Linked DNA regions of Homo sapiens: all the other regions are linked to region 1. A link is a loop called in an ENCODE intact Hi-C map of the cell type or tissue named here. Cell type or tissue: Caco-2. All regions are shown on one strand. Region 1 overlaps LINC01049 (long intergenic non-protein coding RNA 1049). Region 2 has its middle 99 kb from the start of LINC01049. Region 3 has its middle 47 kb from the start of LINC01049.

Evidence for each region. Peaks named below come from ENCODE experiments on the same cell type or tissue, not always from the same donor. Only the 100,000 strongest peaks of a DNase experiment are listed, where the experiment ranks them.
Region 2: it touches region 1 in a loop (2.7-fold over the local background); 1 of 110 quality-filtered maps calls a loop at or near these places.
Region 3: it touches region 1 in a loop (2.8-fold over the local background); 1 of 110 quality-filtered maps calls a loop at or near these places.

What each region holds. Positions count from the first base shown.
Region 1 is chr13:90,501,364-90,505,363 of GRCh38, forward strand. The region is part of intron 2 of LINC01049 (long intergenic non-protein coding RNA 1049); the gene reads left to right. Among named protein-coding and RNA genes, the nearest start is that of LINC01049, 10 kb to the left of the region's middle. In Caco-2, no CTCF peak of the experiment used is centred here; a DNase peak (open chromatin) is centred at 1,538; H3K4me3 peaks cover 168 bases.
Region 2 is chr13:90,590,260-90,594,259 of GRCh38, forward strand. No RefSeq gene overlaps it. Among named protein-coding and RNA genes, the nearest start is that of LINC01049, 99 kb to the left of the region's middle. In Caco-2, no CTCF peak of the experiment used is centred here; a DNase peak (open chromatin) is centred at 1,782.
Region 3 is chr13:90,443,802-90,447,801 of GRCh38, forward strand. No RefSeq gene overlaps it. Among named protein-coding and RNA genes, the nearest start is that of LINC01049, 47 kb to the right of the region's middle. RefSeq lists an enhancer at 1,109-2,308. In Caco-2, no CTCF peak of the experiment used is centred here; a DNase peak (open chromatin) is centred at 1,540.

The DNA.
Region 1 (4,000 bases):
ATTCATGCATCAACTGCTTTATTTGACACAAGGAAGAAATTTTAGTGAGAGCAGGAAACATTCCTCTGCTTAAACTGAAAGACAGGGACAATATTATCTGTAGCTATCATTCATTGATTTCTAGATATTCACTGTCAGAATCACAAGTTATCTGTATTACTTGTGTATCTATTTATCAAGCATAAAACATCACAATAATATTAATCTACAATGCCTAATTTTTAAACTCATATGTGTTTTCCATTGCTCCATTGTCTAAGATAGTGGTTCTTAAATTTGAGTGTGCTTCAGAAGCACCTGAAGGACATGTCAAAACACAAATTGTTGGGAGACACCTCCAGAGTTTCTAATTTATGTGTACAATATACAGCCATACACATATGTGCATATGTACACACAGGCATGATACCTGCTTACAAATAAAAGAGTAGAAACATAACAGTAAAAACATATAAAACAGAGCATTATTATCTTTCTCCTTCACTAAGAGATCATCAAATTAGCTGAAGATGTTTCTTTCCTTGTAATTTCTTGAAGGTAAAGATCTTTTATAGTGCTTCTTAGGTTAAAAAATATAATAAAGTCAGAAATAGGTCTCTAATCTAGCCAATGAACAATCACTTGATATCCCTGGTCTCAGATATAAGGAGCAAACCTAGCTCAATAATCTCAACTGAAATAGTTATAAGGGTAAAGCCTGGGATCTCTGCAGAACCCAGAAGGGTAAAAGAATGGAGGGGAGGTCCAAGAATAAGAGGATTTAAGGAATCCACTAAAATGAGGCTGTGTGTAGACTTAAAGGTGACAGGAGGGCAAAGGAAAGAAATGCTTTGCCCACACTCTGGGCTCTAGATTATCAGGATCAGCCATGAATAATCATAAGTCTTCCCGCCAATGGCTTGTCTGTGCCTGTGTGCCCAGCCAGATGCCATGGCTATGCTTTTGTGCACTGTCACCCAGAGTTGTTGAACTGTGATGCAGTAATCAACACCCTCACTTGTAAGCTTGCCATCAAATTGAGCAAAGCACACTACACCATTACATCCAAATTGTTAGTGGAGGGGTGCCAGGGAGTGAAAGCAGATTCAGCAAACACAGTTATGGTGCCAAGAGTAGGCACTCAGTGAGAAAATGATGCCATGTAGACCACTGGGTAATGTGAGATTCAAGACTAAGTGGGCCAATGAGAAAGCAAGGAGCATACTCTAGAGTGTCTGTTCTTCTGGAAGTTTCCACTGAATTTTTCTTCAGAAGTTGTTAAGGCAAGAGAGGTAGCTAAAGGGCAGCTGGATAGAGTGTGATTGGTTGCAGTTATCATCCTCCTAAGTATATGTTCAACTTAAGAAAAATAGTAGTTTTAAAGAAAGCTTCCTTGCCCTTTTTACCAATTGCCACTGCCTTACCCTTTCATACAGGTGCCACTGAGAAAAAGGGAGAAAAAGTAGCTATTCCGTGTGCCTGTACTCTTCAATATTATTGTGCAGCAAAGGGTTAACTCAGCAGGTCTAGCTTGCCCAAACTGCAGATTCCAAAGGTCTTCAGGACCAGCCCTTGATCGGCTCCTGGGAGATAACCTCTGAACTCTTAAGAGTCTTTTGGAATACAAAGAGTGCTTTTGTAGATTTGAGACCTTGGAAATGCCAGACAGTTTATGCTAACAATGTGATTAATGGTAGATGCTTGTTTTCTATTCCTGGAGCTTTGGGTCACACTGTACCAGTTTGAATTCTGGGGGTTCTGGGTCTGAGTAGCTCAGGTGAATCAAATGAGAGCCACATGCCTATATGATTTACCTTTAAGTCATATAGGTAAAAATACTATAAGTCATATAAATCAAAAACCCTGGGAACCGTGGTTCACGTGAACTTCTCTGATTGGCACCACTTTACATGTGCTGTCACACATCGTTGCTTGGAGAATTAAGCACTATTTCAGTGCTTCCAGTGAGAGAGGACAACTAGAAGCTTGTTCCTGGTCTCTCTTGGACCATCTGCTGTTAAGTGTCTTTTATCTTGCTAATTTTAAGCTGTATCCTTTACCTGTAATAAACTACTACCATGAATGTGACAGCTTTGCTGATTTCAGTGAGTCGCTCTGGTGAATCTTTGAATCTGACAATGGTCCTGGGCATCCCTGACACAATTACTCAAAAAGCTAACTGTTCCTCCATAGTGACAAAAATATGTATCATGAGTGTTTTTGGCAAAACCAATGAGATAACTCAGTGTATTAGGAATACGACAATATACTACACATGCACACACACACACACACACACAGACAAAACCAGGACTCTGTGCTGGAGGGCTTGAGGTAAACAAGAGATAAAATTCATAAAAGCCAATGTAAACTGGATACAAATTATTTTATTTACACAATTGTTTCTATATTTTTGGTATTTATAATTTATGGGCTTGTTTTTATATTTGGTTATAGGTGACTCCCACTCGAAATATTTTGTTATATGAAGAAAAGGCTAAGCATGAGGAGGTAGAGCCTATCTTTTAAAGAGTAGTAATAGATAACCTGTATGGCATAGATATTGGATTAGCAGGAGACAGGGCAAAAGGTCTCTCTTTTTTCACAAATAAAATAATAGAGGAAGATGAGGTGAATTGAGGAAGATAGTAGCAAAAGAGGTAATCATCTTCATACTTCTTTGAAACTAGTGATGTTGTTCTTAAAACCTCAGCTTACCCGAATGTCACCTCTAAAATAATTAGAATGTCACCCCATTTTACGAATAATTTACTACCATTAGCCAAGAACTGTCATAATAAATACTCAAGTCTATGAGACTGTGATGGGAATGGCATCCCCAAGGTGCAGTCAGTGGCTCCAGCTGCTTGGCTCCTCAAACAAAGCTTTGGTTGATTTTTTAATGTCCAAATCCACCCAACAAATAGTTATCAGAGTTCAATTCAAGTTCAGGAAACATTGCATTTGAGTCTTGGTTTTACTACCAGTTTTATTTCTTCTCAGAGGTATTGGGTGTGAATGATTAGCATAGGTTATTTTACAAACTCTCTGGACATGACTGGCATCCAAGCTCAAAATTCTCATAAACTTCCAATTAATTGTACAGTCTAACTTTGTGATATTTATTAGGGTCAGTAATTGTCTGATCTTTGCTTAGCAATTATGGATAATTGCAATGGCATGCATGAATTAATAGAAACATATGGCACTTAAACATATTTCTTTATTAATTTTTACTGAGCTGATTTTTGTGCTAATTAATATGAGTGTACTCTAGAGGGCAATAAACAATAACCTCACAGGTACACATCTTGGCTTACAAATACCTGGTTCAAGGAAGGTTTATTTCCTGGATGGAATGCAGTAAATTTTTAAAAAATATTATGTATGCTTGGTTCTGTGCAATTTTAGATTTTATGATAAATTTTAATTTTAACTTTTGTATTATTTTAATTTTTGCATTATGGGAGTAAATGATTTAATTTCACTTTTAAGATTAAATTATTTATGCATCTATTCATTTTCTCTTATGCCTATCCCCTAGTTATGTTCCCTGCTATCCTGAGTGCTTAGAATATATATATTTTTTTGTTTTACGTTCAGGGTTATATGTGCAGGTTTGTTGTATAGGTAAACTTTGTGTCATGGGGGCTTTTTGTACAGATTATTTTGTCACCCAGGTTTTAAGCCTTGTACCCAATAGAATGTATCTTTAAATTGTATTTATTCCTTTAAAATATGTAGATTGTGTGTGTATTTGACTAACATAAATGGCATTTTGCTATAGATATTTCCTGTCATAATTTTTTACTCAACATTGTTTAAAGACCTATTCACACTGCTTACCATACAAGTAGCTTTTTTGGCTTTTGACTCCTGAGAGTATTTCACTGTTTGTATTTCATCCATCCCTCAATAATGTGTGCCCCTACACTACCTTCTACTCCTTACCACCAAGTACCATTGCAATTCAAATCTCACTCTTGGCTTGTTTGGAAAATTTATAAGAATCTTTCTAGGA
Region 2 (4,000 bases), 89 kb after region 1:
TCTGACTTAGAACTATAAAGAATTGTAATAAGAGTGCACTCCAATGGAAAGAAAATGAAAACGATTGACTAAATGACCCATCAGATAAGCAAGTATATAGTCACACAAGTAACAGTTGATGAGACATCTATTAAAGAAAAATTTACTATGCATTCATCGTCAGATTTAAACAATGAGGAGAAATCCAGAAAATCTTAAGCTTTATGCAGTAGTTTTATCGCTTACATTAATATTGTATTATTTTCTTCTATTTGTTTCTCACATGGAGCAAATAAGTAGGTATGCCATTTTCATTAGGAAGCAAATTATCCATTAGGCCAGGCATGGTGGCTCACTCCTGTCATCCCAGCACTTTGGGAGGCCGAGGCAGGTGGATCATGAGGTCAGGAGTTTGAGACCAGCTTGACCAACATGGCGAAAACGCATCTCTACTAGAAATGCAAAAATTAGCCTGGGATGGTGGTGCATGGCTGCAATCCTAGCTACTCAGGAGGCTGAGGCAGGAGAATTGCTTGAACCCGGGAGGCGGAGTTTGCAGTGAGCTGATATTGTGCCATCGCACTCCAGCCTGGGCAACAGAGCGAGACTCTGTCTCAAAAAAAAAAAAAAAAAAAAAAGGAGGCAAATTATCTAGCATAACAGAGAAGATAAAAATATATTGAATGAAAAAAAGATTCAAGCATTTTAATGTAAAAATTGAACTGTAAATATTTCATCAAAATTCTTTATCTGTTGATCTGTACAGTCTTCTCTAGATCTATTGATTGAAATGGACTAAGATCAATTCAGCCTATACCAGATGTCTATTGGTCTATTTGTATTTTGTCTTCTTGTCTATTAGTATTTTTCCGTTGAAAGTAACTAGGAATCTTTGGGAGGGTTAGTTGATCCCATGTCAGGAGCAGGAATGTACAAGCAGAATCTGGAACACTTGGCTGAGTCAGAAAGAAATGAAGCTTTGAAATAGTAATATGGTCATGCTAAGCACATAGAGGACACACAAAAGAAGTTGTGAATACTTGAGCATCAAAAGGAGAATGATGACTGTAATTACTTAAAATACATTGAATCTATGAAAAGGCCATAATAGTGAACCAAATGGCAAATTAACATAAGATGGTTTTATAAGAAGATTAATATAAAAAAATCTTTTGAGCCTTCTTAGATATACAATATTATCAACACTTTTATCAAGAATGTATATGAAAATTAGCTAACATGACAAAAATATTAGGAGACTTTCACTGACTCAAGGAAGGAGATCAGTTAAATAATAACATACATTGTAATATGAAGTTAAAGAAAACCATGTGAAATATCTGAAAATTAATTATCATTTCAATTATTGATCAGTGTTCTACACACCTAAAAAATATAAAAGGATGCAAGAATTCATCAAGTCTAAAAGTCTTTAACTAAAATTTGTACAGCAGAGGACCCTATTAAGTTCTAAAGTCTTTAGAGTTAGGGGAAAGATGTTTATGTAACTCAGTTTATCAACCATAGAGGGAGCTGCATAACTCTATAAGTAGAAATATGAATCATGTATTGTTTTCAACTGAAATCCAACAGCATATGCTAAGTGATCATATACGTTCTGAAGTAAACTACTGAAAAAGTTTAACATGTCCCATGCAGTTGAGAGAGACAAATGGAAAAAACCCAGTCAGGCAGGCAGTTAGAGTGGGTCTTTGGTTGAATTCTTTCAAACAAAAGAACAGCTTGTAGAAACAGATAAGGGAATTTGCACGTGGGGTGGGGTTGGGGGGAGGGGGCTTGCCTAAGATGTGCCCACAACTGCACAGATAAGAAAAACTACACAAGTGACTTGCCCAGACATGCCCGCAATGGAAAATTCCATGAGCAAAGCAATATGGAGAAACTCAAGCTAAGGGCCCTGCATGCACATTAGGAGGACAGGGTGGAGCCACCAGAATTCATGCTTTATGCAAATGAGATGCCCTGCCCTCATCAGTTTCTTTTAAAAGCCTTTGCATTCCACTGTAAAAATGGCAACCCTTTTTCTGGGACCCCATTCTGTAGCGAAAAGCTGTTCTCTTTCTTTCGCCTATTAAATTTATGCTCTAAACCTTACCCTTGTCATGTCTGAGTCCTTGATTTCCTTTGCCATGAGAACAAGAACCTCGAGTGTCACCCCAGACAATGATGCTGCTTCACAGTTACCACATGTAGGCTAAATCTCTGATAGTAAGTAATCTCAAGTAATCTCAATTAAACGAAGATAGTAATTTTTTTTTTCTTAGTAGATAAGGTTTTTGTTTTGTTTTGTTTTGTTTTTTGAGATGGAGTCTCACTCTGTCAACCAGGCTGGAGTGCAGTGGCATGATCTTGGTTCACTGCAACCTCTGCCTCTGGGTTCAAGTGATTCTCCTGCCTTAGCCTCCTGAGTAGCTGGAACCACGGGCATGTGCCACGACACCCAGCTAATTTTTGTGTTTTTAGTAGAGGTGGGCTTTCACCATGTTGGTCAGGTTGGTCTCAAACTCCTGACCTCAAGTGATCCACCAGCCTCAGCCTCCTAAAGTGCTGGGATTACAGGCGTGAGCCACCACACTTAGCCTGGATAAGCATTTTTTTTTTTTTTTTTAATCTCAGATTTAGGACTAAGTAGACAAATGTTTCTGAGAACCAAGCTCATATTATTAATATTTTTGTGTTAAGGAGGTTTTGCATATTTACCAATTTATGTGCTTGTAGTACATAAAATGTTTTAGCTTTTTCAAATGGTAGTATTATAACATTAATTTGAAAATATATTTTAGCTTAATAAATAGTTGCAAAATATTTTAGTTCAACAACTAGTTGTAGTTAGTTTAATAATTTTTAGCTGAAATCTTAGTAAGTTATATTTAGTGTTGAAATATCTAAAAGATATTTAATTTACTAAATTGATAAAAATTATGTCAGTATTCAAGAAACTGCTATTGTCTAAATTCAGCATTCGAATACTGGAAAGGAAAATTTAGTATGGCAAATAAAGTTTCAAATGCCCTAATGTGTTTAATTAAGTTTCTCTCTGTGATAAACATTTAAAAATCTTTAGATATGACTGTTAAAATTTAATAGTTTATCAATAACCAGTGAATCGAGAAACCAAACTACACTGGGTATGTTCAGTCTGAAACCTCATTTATTCAATAACTCCTTGTGATAACTGCAAAAATCTTTCAATGCACAAGAAATAGAAAAACATTTTAAAGTTGAAACATCATGGAATATCATGGATATCAAAAATAATATAAATTTTAATTTCTGTTTTATATTCATGTTCTACAAATACGAAGATGTAAAATACTTCAGTGTTCCAGTTATTTCTCAGTTTCGTTTAAACAAGTAAGAATAGAAAATATTTGCAAATTCAATTTATTTCAGTGCTTATATAATTATTTATTGTATTTAAAAATTCAAACATGTTATCATAATAAACCCAACTTGACTTCTTTATTTTAGTATTGAGTGACAAAAATCAACACTTGGGAATGGAAGAAAGGGCATGGCAATATTCTATGACCATTTCTTTGTGGTGTTCCCTGTAAGGCATTAGAATGCACATTGTCACTATTCACTATACTCTGGAGAACTGGCTTCAGAGCTGAGTAGGGGATTTTACTTAAGTTCTGTTGGGTGACTGCCCCAGTTGGCAAGAACCAACTCTCTTCAATTAGATATAGATTTTGTTTTATTAACCAAAATTCTAAAACTATATCAGGTGTTGCCTCTAGTAGTACAAAAGAAAGCAATAACTTTTCCACATTTTAAATTTATTTATTGCACCAACAAAATTCGAATATTTAATTATTATAATCGTTACCTCTAGCCTTTAAAGCACTAACCACCAATTATCTCACCCGCTGACCGCCAATCTCAGTCTGCTCAGAACCGTCCAATTTTATCACTGAAACTCCTCAGTTCCAAGCATAAGCGAGCAGGCAGTTCTGCGTTTAAATTATTTTATGTATAGCTGTTTTTATAGCATTGT
Region 3 (4,000 bases), 58 kb before region 1:
TTAGTATAGACGGTTTCACCATGTTGGCCAGGCTGGTCTCGAACTCCTGACCTCATGATCCGCCTGCCTCAGCCTCCCAAAGTGCCAGGATTACAGGCGTGAGGCACCATGCCTGGCAGACAATGTCTATTCTTATACCAAGAGTAGCACATTACAGAAGCCTTCAAGCTACCACTATCCAATAGACTGCTGTGAGGGATATTGGAGAAGCCTTCCTCTGGGGCCTGAACATGTGATTTGTGTGATGTGTAACAGTTTATATGTTAGAACCCTGAACAGTATTTGTGTGTTGTGTCACAGTTTATATGTTGGAATCCAGAAGAGGATCTTCTTCCTTGTGTTTAATGACATAAATTAAAAAAAATGAAAAAGTTTGTTTAGAAAAGGCAGAGTAATGTTTCCAACGTTAGAATGAGAATAACTCAAATTTAAGAAATAAATCAAAATAAAATGAAAAAAGAGAACAGAATTGAGTAAACTAATACATTTTTTAAAAAGTGTGAAAATTAAAGGAACTTTTTTAAAAAGACAAAAAGATTTTAACAATAAAGGATAATCAGAACTTCTGAAATTCAATGATAATGATATGTCATCATATAAACTAATAACCATAATAACAAAAACAGCACATTTGAATCTACATGAATAATATGTTTTTTCTTTTCTAACTTTTCTACATCAAATAGCAGATATTAATGGATCAATAATCTCAAAACTGGAAGAAATGTTATATTACCAGGGTTCTCCAGTGAAAAGGAACAAACAAGATGTTTTTATTTACAGAAAGATGTTTATTTTAAGAAATTGGCTCACGTGATTTTAAAGTCTGGCAAGTCCAAAACCTACAGGGTGGACCAGCAGACAGGGGACCAAGTAAGAGTAAGCGAAGGATGCTGTAGTTAAAATGCAGAGGATGTCTAGGAAGCCAGCCTTTTGTTCTCTTCATGTCTTCAGCTGATTGGATGAGGCCTAGCCACATTGTGGAAGGCAATCTGCTTTATTCAGAGTCCACTTATTTAAACATTAGTTGCGTCCAAAACTACCCTCACAGGAATATGGAGACTACTGTTTGGCCACATATCCCAACACTGTGACCCAGTGAAGTCAACACATAAAAACAACCATCACAAATGCATTGCACTGCATCTCATATTCATATGTTATTTGATTATTGTTCCTATATGAAAGTAACTAGATGTTAAGTGAAGATCAAAATTAGCCTGGCTTATAGTAATTTATGAAATTGCATTAGATTTGTGAAATCAATAAACACCATAGATTCAACAAAATACACACACACACACATATATATATACACACACACACATATATATAGTGCCCATTGTCTAGTCAAACAATAGATTAGATGTTGCTGCTTAGGTCTCTTTAAAATAAGATTAATACTTAAATGAGTAACTTTGAGTAAAGCAGATTACCCTCCATAATGTGGGAGGCCACACCCAGTTGAAGGCCTTAAGGGAAAAGACGGAGGTTCCATGAAAAGGAAAGAGTTCTGCCTCCAAGCTGACTTCTGACTCAGGAATGCAACATTAATTCTTGGAATTCCCAGCCTGCTGGCCTGCCCTGCAGATTTCATACTTGGCAGCCCCACAAGCATTTGAGCCAACTTCTTTAAATCTCTCTCTATCTCTCCCTCTCTTTTGATATATCATAGGCACCCGGAACATGTGTTTACAAGGATAATGAAATGGAGGCAGAGGAAAAGAGAAACATTACCAAGAAATATGAGACTACCACTTAAAGAATAATGATCAGCGTATTCTTCTATTGACATCCTGTGACATTTTGTCAGAGAATAGTTGAATCCATTAAGAATTGTTCAGCTACAAGTGACACAAAAGTAAAAGATTGTGGCTGAAAACATTTTAGTACATTTTAAACATCTAACAAGAAGTCGGCAGTTGAGTATTTAAAGGCTAGAGTGTCAAGAAAGCTCCCAAAACCCTAAGCTATTTTTGACATTCTTCCCTGCCATCCTTAGCATATTGGCTTTCTGAACTCATCATGCTTGGAGCTCTATGGCCACAAAATGATCTCCCTACCTCCAGAAACATTGTCTAAAATTTAGGCAAAAAGATATAAAGGTCAGTAACATTATTTGTCCCTGTGTGTGTGTATATGTATACATAAATATATACATAAACACGTGTGTATGTATATGTATATATATATATACATGTACACACACAGGAAAATGTCATGTGTGTATGTCTGTATGTACATATAAAGCATCTCCCAGGTTTCTTCTTCAATTTCTTTAAACAAAGAATCCAATGAAGTCTTAGCTCTATTAATGGCAGAATAATTTATATAGGACTAACCTTCCTACAGATGTAAAATATTATACACCAAACCAATAAAGCCCAACTATTTGAAGGCACTAGATTTTTACCAAAAGTAGTTTCTTCCTTCAGATGATTTAGTCCTAGAAGAACTGTGGTGCTGGAATCATGGGGCAGCTGGAGGTGAACAGAAAGGAACAAATTCGGCATAAAAAAAAAAAAAAAGATACGGAATCCAAGCTCATCGATGCCCCTGTGAGTTGAGAGCCAAATTCTTACATTGGAGAAATATTCCAAATTCTTCTAATAAATATCCTTCAATTTTTTTATGTCCACTAAATTACACAAATGCAGGTGAGATTACAAGAAGCTCAGAAGAAAACAATACCTGATAAACTCAAGAAGCTCAGCGTGTGTCTCAGCTGCTGCTGACAAAAGGAACAATGGAACTTGGAGTTTCATTCAGAGGGGCCAAATTAAAGAAAATAAATTAAAAACCTATTGAAGGCCAGATGCGGTGGCTCACACCTGTAATCCCAGAACTTTGGGAGGGCAATGCGGGCAGATCACCTGAGGTCAGGAGTTTGAGACCATCCTGTATAACAGGACAAAAACCCATCTCTACCATAAATACAAAAATTAGCCAGTGTGGTGGCGGGCACCTGTAATCCCAGCTACTTGGGAGGCTGAGGCAGGAGAATTGCTGCCTGGGAGGTGAGCTTGCAGTGAGCAGAGATCACACCACTGAACTCCAGCCTGGGCAACAGTGTGAGACTCTGTCTCAAAAAACAAAAACCTATTGAAAACACAAAATGGTCACATCACAAGAATAACAAGCATGCCCCAGTCTACTCAATTAAGAAGTTAGTTTCTAACTCACTGAACAGAGAGCCAGCTTCATGGATGAGGGACAGTGTAGACATGTAAGACTGTCTGCTCAGAGAGACCCAATTTTTTACAAGCTTATCTTTGAGCATACTAACACACAGTATCCCTCCCTTACCCTCCTGCTTCCCTGGGATGTGTTCTCCACCATTTCTTGCCCTTGCCCCTGGCACCCTGATTCCTATCCATCCTCCTTCTCCACTCCAGCCAGTTACTTCTGCTCTGTGGCCATCCTCAGCAGGGGCCTGGGTGAAGAAAGAGTGCAGGTCAGGCAAGCATACACCACCTTGTCTGAGGGCAGAGCAGGGCAGCAGCCATTCAGCATGATGGCATATTCAGTGGGTGGCTTGTGTGATCAAGCCTCTCACCCATCTCTAATCTAGATACCAAGCACGTCCTAATGCAGAAGTTGCAATGTTCTGGGGTCACTCATCCACCAAAAGCTGGTTCAGAAAACTTGTTGGGGAAAGGTAGTTACCTGGCTCAACCTCCACTTCCCTCTGTGTGAACATGTTGATCTGGTTTGGTGGCTATGCACTTAGGTATACACCTGCCTGGCCACAGGATGGGCCCCTGGCCACCTGTGAGTGTTTGCACTCTCTTGGCAATCATCTCCTTGCCAAGGTAATGCAACATTAAATAGCAAAAAACATCATGGCAGGCTAAGAGGGAAACTGTGACAGAAAGAAAAAATGTCTTATATTTTGATACCCTTAAGAAAAAATTATTCATGTTGTTCGAATAAGAGTACTACATTTTTATTTTTCACTGGGTCCTCCAAATCATTTATCTGGCCCTTAATGAAAAGGACT